Regions from separate parts of the Homo sapiens genome. Here region 2 is linked to region 1. Evidence: read pairs that join two places in POLR2A ChIA-PET (ENCODE). Cell type or tissue: A673. All regions are shown on one strand.

Region 1 (5,000 bases):
TCAGGCTCAGGAAAGCCAATAACCCACATATGCCCAAAAGGAGCTTATGTCTCAACTGAGAACAGCAAATAGGTGATGGGCCACTTTAGAACAGAGGCTAAAGGCTGGTAGCCACTGAGCAAAACCCAAATTCTAGGCACCTGAGGTGTTTCCCTTACACAAGTGCCTTCACAGGTAGCAAGCAATTAATCTGCAACAGTGAACAACACTAAAACTTAAATTTTACATGGAAGTCTCTCAAGTAGACAAAGTTATTATTGGGTGGGGTTTTCCCCCCACTGGCAAAAAAATAACTTATCCCTTGGCTGTTAGATTGAGGGAACTATAAAACAAATATTTTAATTCGATCACTGACAAAGTCATAAAATTCAATGACTGTTTGTAGAGGAAAACATGCTTTCATTATCTTAATTAAAGCAAGATAAGCCTCTCTCAATGTGCATGCATTTTGGAGCCACTGAATGGACTGGTGATGAGACGAAGCAACCTTTAATTGGGACCATGCTTCTCCAGTACATTCGTTTGTATTCCATGGTGTAAACCGGGCCTTACGCGTGGCTCCGACCTTCGGTGGAAATGCATTTGCGTAGCACCACCCAGGGGCTCCCTTGCTTTGGCTAGAGCCTCATAAAAGACCCCAGGTTTTGCGAAGGATTTTGAACACCAGCGTCTTTTAACATGTGGAACTTTCGGTTTTGGTTTAGCTCTGTGAACGTATTTAAAACTTGCTACATTATTCCACAGTGAAAGTTGGAACCTTTTTAAGAGTTATCATAGAGTGCCTTTTAACATCTGTCATATTTTCTATAAACAACTTTTCAGTGAGAAGCGTATATAGTGTACTCGAGGTAGGCATTAGCTGCTGGCAAGGTTTATGATACAATAGTGACACTACAGGACAATTTTTTAGTCAAACAACACCCGTTAGATATTTCAGGGTCCAGCTTATATGTTAACTTGTAAATATAGGTTAAAAATATAGGTATCAAGTGACTAAATTCAGTATCAGACAAATTGAACATCTTTTTATTTCCCAGAAGTGCCCTACTCTTTCTCCTCCCTTTGGTGACCTCTTAGTCTGGAATGCTCTGCATCCGGGGCCCCTGGAACACATAGTTTTTAAAGTACCTATTAGTGATACTCTCCTCCCGTTGGCAGTGCTTCCACTGTGTTTTCTGCATGTAATAAAGGATGGCACTGTTTTTTGCATAGGTCTTTCCTAATAGCTGAGCACTCTTGGAGTGTAGGGGCTCAACCTTATGCCTCTTTGGACACACAAGCCTAGCCCATGGGCTGGCATATAGGAGCTGCTCAATAAATGTTTGTTGAACGAATGAGTGGATACACGAATAAAATATTTTCATTGTCTTTAGCCCCTCTGACTTTCTTTTTTAAACAGGGGTATGTCATAAATAAAATTTACCTTGAAAATGCATTTAAGTACACTGTTCTACTTCTCTGACCATGAAGTTTTTAATGGGACATCGTTTTAAAATTCTGGTCATTACAACGAACCACTTTTGACCTTGGTTGACTTTTCTCAGAATCATAATGCGAAGTAAAGACAAAAACAATGAGAAAAGGCAAAGAGATCAAATTTTGGTTTTCTCTTTTTCAGTAGGATATGATGTTTATCGAAATTTGGAAACAAATTGTAGCAAGCACCTATAACATGTAGATACTCATGTTTTTATATTAAATATGACATTATTTATAAAACCCTGTCGTCCTCCAAATTCCCTTTGGATTTTTAGTGGTAAGAAGTGTAGAGCCTAAGATGACTGCTTTTCATTTCTTCAAGACAAGGGTTCAGCTGGTATTGGGGAAACAATCTTTGTTTGTTCCTGTCTGCTCAGGAGGACTGTTTCTAATTGATCTGGCATGGAATTTAGTTGGAGATGTGTATGTTGCAACTGAAGCGCAGAGCCTGTGTGCTTTGTAAAGTGATAACCATATGGGCCTTATTTGAAACATTTGAGGATTTTCGACATTAACCTGGGTTAAATTGAGCTATAAATTCAACTCAAATGTATATGTCCTGACAAATTCATCATCACTTTGGATAGATTCAATCCATGCTTCCCTCAGATTAATAAAGATGATGACCGCTTATCACACATGCAAAGATTCGTCGTGATAAAGTACCATAATGTTGTACTTTGCACTGTTTAAATGCAAATTGCCCATATTAAGCAGACCTTTTCTACTGTTATCACTTTCAGTAGAATGGAAATGTTTAAAAATGATCTCTGGGTAAAGAAAAGGATATATAGTCAAATCTATTTCCTCTTACACCATTTGCAAGTGCACTTCGCTATCATCATGAAGATTTAATTAAGCAAGCTCAGCTAGGCTAAAAAGCAAAGAGGCTGAAAGTTACTACTTATAGAAACATATTCAGGACTTACACAAAATAATTTATTTACTATTCTTCATTTAGGGATTTGAGCAACCACTGAAGGTTAAGAATACAACAGAATTCTATAGCTCCTTTCCCCTATTTCTGAATATCAAATTTAGAGCTTAGACTTTGTTACAGATAATAGTACTAAGTTATGGATGTTGATGGGTCTTCCCTTGCAGCTTTAAATTGCCTTGAAAAAGATACAGTTTCTTTAATTAAAAAAGCTGCACAGAACTAATCCCTCTAGCTGAAAAAAGAAAAGTTTTAAGCAATCTCTTTCTGCTCCGAGAGAGAAAGGCAGACAATACCATAACAGATCAGAAACATAAGCTATAGTGTGCAGCCAGGAGCACAGCAGGGAACTGAATACTGCTCCGACTGTGTCATTTTTTAATCCCCCATCCCAGTTTTCCCCGTCTGACCTCATGCTGAGATGAAGTTATCACAGAAGACAGCTTTACTCTCACCAATGAATCCAACCCTGGATCTGTATTATCCTTAGCAGATCAAAACACCGCTTTCATCAAATAGCATTATCTGCATAAAAGGCATGCAATTGCCTGATAATTTCACCCAAACTATGCTATTCATTTAAAGGACAAGAAGAGAAATGTAATTCATTCCTTTTTGGGGGGGGGGAGGTGGCAGAGAAGAGTGAGACTTGGGGAGAGGCAGAGGCTGGAAAAGCTAACTTATCCCCTTCACTCATGGGAACTTTCCTGTTTTTAACACAAAATCCCAAGAAGGGGTCCATTTAAAAGTCCCCCTACTCCTGCGCTTTAAGATTAATTGTTGGAGCAATTTGGTGCAGTTTGAGTGACAAAAGTGTAAGTTGTGTAGAAAACTGGCAGTGAGAAATTACAAAGCTTGCTGATGTCATTAGCCATGCTTCCATGAACCCCAATAAAAACATCATATCCAGTAAAATTGGAGAAGCACAAGAATTAGCTGGACAATTGGATGAAGTTTAACACAACGTTGTATTGGGTGGGGGGGGATGCTGACTGGAGATCTTTCTGTGCATTATGAGAAGTTTGAATCCTTACAGTGGGAAGACAAAAGACAGATTCCACAATTCTGAGTTGACACTTTGAAAAATATTTAAGAAATCTTAGGCGTCAAGACTAGCTCTTTTTTAAAATTTAGAAAATACTTTAGCCTCTTTCAGAATGCCTTTTTCATCTTATGTTGAAACAGTGTTCTCATTTGCATTGTAGATTGTATAAGCTGTTATAATGGGCTTCTCTTTAATGGATCCTAACTCCTTATTGAATGACATCAGTTGTTTTGCTCAAGGTATGGTGATAGGTTAGAGCAATCAGCCAAAACCATTTGTGTCAAGTAAATGGAATTACTAAGAAGTACTAAAACTCCCACGTGAGTATGGGTGACCTATTAGGTATGTGTTAATATCCTTATCATATGTTTTACTCACCGTAATTTCAATGATTTTGCTTGAAAATGTAAATCTTCCACCCAGCCCTTTCAGAACTCACTATGTAAACTGACCCTGCAAGAAATTCAGTTTAATCTCTACCCTTCCATCACCCAGACAACATCTATACACAAAAATGTGTAGGACAAAGAATCAGAACTGCTTGAAAAAAGAACAACAATAGCATGCTTCAAATCAGAGGCAAGGAACACTCCTGGAAATTCATGAGGCAAGTGACGGGGCAAGAATTTTTCCCTTGAAAGAAAGAAGCTGGTTCTAGAAGAAAGTAATTGTAGCCCTATTATTCATTATCATTGCCACTTTAATTACATGGAGGTATTCCCTAAAACATTTCAATGCAATTAATAAACAGGTGTTTTTTTTTTCCATACCAGCTTTCCAAAACTACAACTTGATACTGTAGTGCTCTGAGACTAAGAGTCTATGTAGATATATGGTCTGCTCAGTAGTAAAGCTCCAACTGATGTTTCCAAAATACAGCTTCATGACATACAAATTATCTGAAATTTAATGTGATTAAGCATTAAACTGTGGTATTTCCTTGAATTTAATGACAGTACTATTTTCATGTCAAACTTGATTACAAGAACCAGCTTTCAGAGCAAACTGTTTAAAATCCCAAATCATTAACAGATCATTTAGGGTTCAGTCTCACAAAACTTCTTGTCTGTGAACTATCAACTAAGGATATGTAAGCAGAGAGGTGAGTTTCACATTCTTCTTACATATGTGTTGGTTGGGAGAAACTGAATCTACAAGTCACATTTCTGTCTGTTAATGCCAGGAGAGGAAAGATGTTTACATCATCAATACCACCGCCACTCTTAACAACATACTTACGACGAAGTTCGTGGTCATATGCTATTTTCTCAAAGCCTGTCATGGACCGTTACACCCATTTGAAATGGACATAGACAACTTCCTTAAGACTTTAGAAATTTAAAATACAACATAAGATTTTGATATTTTGATATTTCGTCTTTACTTTCACTTCAAGTCTGTATTCAACTCATAGCTGATTTTTCTAAGAGACTAAACCTGGTTCATCCATAAATCCTGATGTCAGAAGTACATTAGGCCACAGTTGTGTGAATTACCTTAGTCTGGAAACCTAAGCCATCATCACATGGGTCATGGAAT
Region 2 (5,000 bases), 1.5 Mb before region 1:
GGTGGGGTCCTTACATCCTTTCTTCCTTTCTCCTCCAGCCTTTTCAGGAAAAGGGGACAGAAGGGAGAGTGAAACACTGCTTCAATACTGTCCCGCCCAGCCAAATGCTTACAGCAGTTCCAATTTTTAATTTATGGAAAGACGAAGATCAGAGACAAAAATCTAACTGCATGAATCTGTACATCTGCATACATCGTTTTGTATTTTTAACAACGGAGTTCAAGCCCATGGAAATTCTTTGCTTCAAATAATTTTAAACTAATTAGAAAACCGCTTCCAGGGCCGGGAACAGTGGCTCATGAATGTAATCCCAGCACTATGGGAGGCCGAGGTGGGCGGATCACCTAAGGTCAGGAGTTCGAGACCAGCCTGGCCAATGTGGTAAAACCCTGACTCTACTAAAAATACAAATATTAGGCCAGGCATGGTGGCTCACGCCTATAATCCCAGCACTTTGGGAGGCTGAGACGGGTGGATCATGAGGTCAGGAGTTCAAGACCAGCCTGGCCAAGATTGCCTGTAATCTCAGCTACTTGGGAGGCTGAGGCAGAAGAATCACTTGAATCTGGGGGGCAGAGGTTGCAGTGAGCCAAGACCACGCCACTGCACTCCAGCCTGGGCGACAGAGTGAGACTTTGTCTCAAAAAAAAACCAAAAACCAAAAGCAAACAAATTAGCCGGGTGTGGTGGTGCATGCCTGTAGTCCCAGCTATTCAGGAGGGTGAGGGAGGAGAATCGATTGAACTTGGGAGGCAGAGGTTGCAGTGAGCCGAGATTGTGCCACTGCACTCCAGTCTGGGTGACAGAATGAGATTCCATCTTAAAAATGAAAAGAAAAGAAAACTGCTTCCAATATTTTCCAGAGCCATTTTTGGCATATTCTCTCTATAGCACAACTTTCCTTTGAGAAGCATTTGCTTTCTTACTCATTATTAAACTGTCACCTTTGTTTTGAAAGGCAAAGTATGTGCGTGGTTTTTAAACAGCTGCTAGTAAGCATGACACAGACAGCCTATTGTCCTAAGAGGAAAGGTCTGAACGTTGGGAACACTTACTTTTTAATAAAAGAAAAAAGCTTACTCGAATCATTAACTTGGACAACTCCTGTATTTTGCCTTGAAATGATCAGCAAACTTCTCCAATACAAAAGATTTGCACAATCACTCCCAATGCATTACAGAAGTTTTATCAAGATTCTAACATTTTGACACTTAAAAAAACACTAATGAAATCATTGTAGCATGTATAGGTAATACCTCGAAAGGCTCTGAAAGCACAGGAGTAAGTGTGCCATCAGTAGCTCCACTACTTCCCTCCCAGATCAATGAGATGAAGATGTCCTGATATTCAGCTTTACTCTCTCTCTCTCTGAAGATAAAATATAAATCTGAAGAAAGGGTCTATGAGTTTCCTCATCTCCAATGGACTATCTTATGCACTCCCCATCTTGTATCCACATGCTGGAGGCTATGGACCCAGGGCACTTGTTTTTACATCAGTTATTTTGACAATGTACTCCTTATTGAAATGTTTCATCATCCACAACAAAACTACAAGTGGTTAAGGGCAGAGGCCCATCCTCTGTTTCTCTTGAATCCATGACCGCCTAAATTTGAAAGCTGTGGTGGGCAGGATCACTGATGGTTAAGGTAGGGTTCTCAAGCTCAGCACTGCTGACATTTCGGCCAGGTAATTCCTTGTTGTGCAGGGCTGTCCTGTACGCTGTAGAGTGTGTGGCAACATCCCTGGCCTCTACCCACTGGAAGCCAATACAGCAACCCCCTCAGTTATGGCAATCATAAAAGTCTCCAGGCATTGCCAAATAGTCTCTGGAAGGTAATGCTGCTCAGTGAAGAGTCATTACAGCAGGGTATAGCACAGAGGACAACAGCTTTCTAATGAAGGCTTCGTTGAAGCCTTAAATGTTGAGTAAGAGAGAGCCCAGAAAAGGAGAGCTGGCAGGTGGGCATGACTATGAAAGCATCTGACAAGGAACAGCACTGTGAATAGGAAAGCACTGAAGTGCAGAGTCAATGGTGAGCTGTCCAGGCCTGGAGAGCTGAGGCCAGGTGTGATGCTGGGATGAGCCTCAGTGGAAAGAAAAGCTGCCTGAGTGTGCTACCAGCTGCCCCTCTCTTCTCTCTGTTCCCTATTGCTCATATGTCTGCATTTAAGGAATAAAACTCATTTATTCTTTTCCTCTGAATTCTAAGCAATTATCTCAATGTTACCCTGGGCACCATGGACTTGATTTTCTGTGGTGTGAATTCTACTGTTTACTGCTTCCAGTGTAAAGATTTATTTTGCTAATTGCATTTAAGTTTCTTTGCAATTCATCTTTTCATTTGATCCTATTCCTCTGCATGTTCTCTGCTAAATGTATGCTTCTCTTTCTTAGAAGCCTGGTCTTTTATATACCAGTGAGAAGGCCAGGTAACCTCCTGCAGCGGATCATTTTCAGAGGTTTGCTTCTGAGAAAGAAACAAATGCAAGAGAAGCAATACTCAAAAATAAATAAAACTGTTCATGAGTTAACGAAGGACACTTATGCAGAATGAAAAGGAAAACCATTTTACAGTCAAAATCAATGAAAATATTCATATCTAAATACATCCTAGCATAAAATGTACTACTACAAAACTTCTGTGTGACAATAAATGCTACAAAACAATGAATAATGACCACATGATTTTTGAGGTAATGTTGTGTCTCCAGGTAATCTGCCCTTTATACACAAAGGCTTTATAAAAATATTTAAGATATGATAGGGCTCACACCTTCCTAAGAAATTAGTGACATAGATACATCGACAGCTCAAGAATGAAGCAAAAACAGGCCAGAGTGGAATGGAGACACTCTCACAAAAAAGGACATACATGTCACTCAAGGACATGGGTAATTACTGGAAAGTATAATGGAGAAACATATAAACTTTGTTTCTTTAAATAAAGTTGACCTAGATGCACATATGGAAGCATGTTAATGAGGTAATGTTAAGTGGAAGATCACTGTGTATCATATGAGCACATTTATGTTTTTGTGTTTGTGTGTGTGGTATGGATACTATAAAGAAATACATATATTTGTTCTTATACAAAAAGACTTTTTTTGGAAGGAAACTTGAGCAACTGTTGATACTGGTTACCTCAGGGAATTGGAGAGGGTTAAGAATTTAACAAAAAAGACTTTTATTTTTACCCCATAGCCTCTGTATCATATGAATGTTTTTCATGAACATGATTTTTTAAAAAAATAAATGGGTCTAAGCTACCAATTTCTCAATTCTTAATAATCTAAAAAAACAAAACTTTAAAAGACCTCTACTTACCTTATAATATAACCCACAAGGTGGTCAGTGTGCGGCAGTACAAACAAAGACTTTCCTGAGAGTTCACATGCATTGCATAAAGCTGCAGCCCTTTCTGAAGCAATGACATCTTCTCCTGTTGATAATCCCCATCAAGATGAATGAGAAATAAAATAACTAATGTAGCTTCCCAAATAAATATTTCCCCAAGTCTGAAAAAATAGAATTAGGAATAAAAACCCAAACAGCTTTTCATCACACCAACAGGACTCCTGGGCTCCTTGAGAGCTCTGTGTGGTTCTTAGAGGTTACACAGTATATGCCTTTTAGGAAAACACTGTGGAATTTTCTACTGAGCCAGGATAGGTGGCCAAGTAATGCCAACAGATATACCACATAACTATTTCAAAAAACATAACTAAAACTGGAAGCAATAATTCATGAAAGAAGTCTCCAAAACCATTTTGGATGCTATAAGTTTCAACACAGAAACAAAAATATATTTTGGTCTACAAAAGTCTGGGAAAGTGGAAATAAGAATCTGAAACTAAGACATTTTCCAAGAGAAAACTACAAATCCTATAGCCTTTTTCTTTGCCCTACAGAAAATTAATGAAAAAATTTCATATAAGGAATACAGCTTCAAATAGATCTTAGATAAGTAAATTATATTCTTTTTTGGAAAGCTTTGGAAGTCAAAAAAAATTATACTCTTGTAAAAAAATTCAAGCGAATTGTTTTGTGAATTGAACATGCCTTCCTATATCCCCTACATAAGAAGACAAGTGGAACAGGGGAACTAGGGGAACTTGAGATTTGCATTCTTCACTATCTTTAATTTTTTACAATAAGCATTTGTTCATGTATCATTGGTGCTTTTTAAAGTTAACATACTATCAGCCCCATAACTGAATGCATAAAAGATTTAAACATCCAAAAAACCCCTATCTCCCTTTAATAAGAATTGGAGGTATAAAACAATTAATTCATTAATTAGACTTCTGATACCTGGGGGCAAAGGGGTTTTCTTCTGAATCAGAACCACTGCAACTTTTGTGTTTCTTCCTTGTAAACTTTGCCTGCAATGAAAAAGCAAGAATAAAATTAATTATTTTAACTTAAAAAATGTATTCATGACTTCACATAAAATACAACCTTGGTCATTCAACCGAAGATAAATTTCAACTAAAAAAACCAAGATCAGAAGAAATCTTTTCCTGCACACAAAGCACATATATGTCACAATGATTTAAATTCTAAAAGTATGATCTCACATCTTCTAATCTTAAAAATCTTCCTTAAAAGCAAAAGATTAATGTATACTTTTACGTAAAAGTTATAATGCAACTTACTTCTTTATGGTGATACACTGCAGAGTAGTCATCCAAAAGAATTAATTATTTGAAACTTAAACAGTGATAAAGCAAAGCGTTTTAAGAGACTAAACAGTAAATTACTATGTCTCCAAAAAAGATAATACAAGAAAAACATTTGGAAATTCAGACCAATTAGTCTTCTAAATTTCTTCACGTACCCAGCATTATATACAGTCAATAATTATGCTACCTGTGAGGAAGTGAACAAGATTCACTGGAGGTCAATCCGCAAAGTGACCACTGCAGTCTGAACGGTACTCCATTGCCTTCAAGGAATGTTAGTGAATAACACACATGTGCAAACTGACATAGCTGCC

What was found. Peaks named below come from ENCODE experiments on the same cell type or tissue, not always from the same donor. Only the 100,000 strongest peaks of a DNase experiment are listed, where the experiment ranks them.
Region 2: POLR2A ChIA-PET joins it to region 1 with 5 read pairs; 3 of 35 experiments call an interaction of 5 or more read pairs at or near these places.

The regions. Positions count from the first base shown.
Region 1 is chr4:182,135,377-182,140,376 of GRCh38, reverse strand. It overlaps TENM3-AS1 (TENM3 antisense RNA 1), which reads left to right. Exons shown (of 5, transcript NR_125905.1): 5 at 1-1,719. It also overlaps a transcript of TENM3 not described here. Among named protein-coding and RNA genes, the nearest start is that of TENM3-AS1, 6.6 kb to the left of the region's middle. In A673, no CTCF peak of the experiment used is centred here; a DNase peak (open chromatin) is centred at 2,806.
Region 2 is chr4:183,666,446-183,671,445 of GRCh38, reverse strand. It overlaps TRAPPC11 (trafficking protein particle complex subunit 11), which reads right to left. Exons shown (of 30, transcript NM_021942.6): 4 at 4,316-4,386; 5 at 3,329-3,443. Among named protein-coding and RNA genes, the nearest start is that of TRAPPC11, 9.7 kb to the right of the region's middle. In A673, no CTCF peak of the experiment used is centred here; no DNase peak of the experiment used is centred here.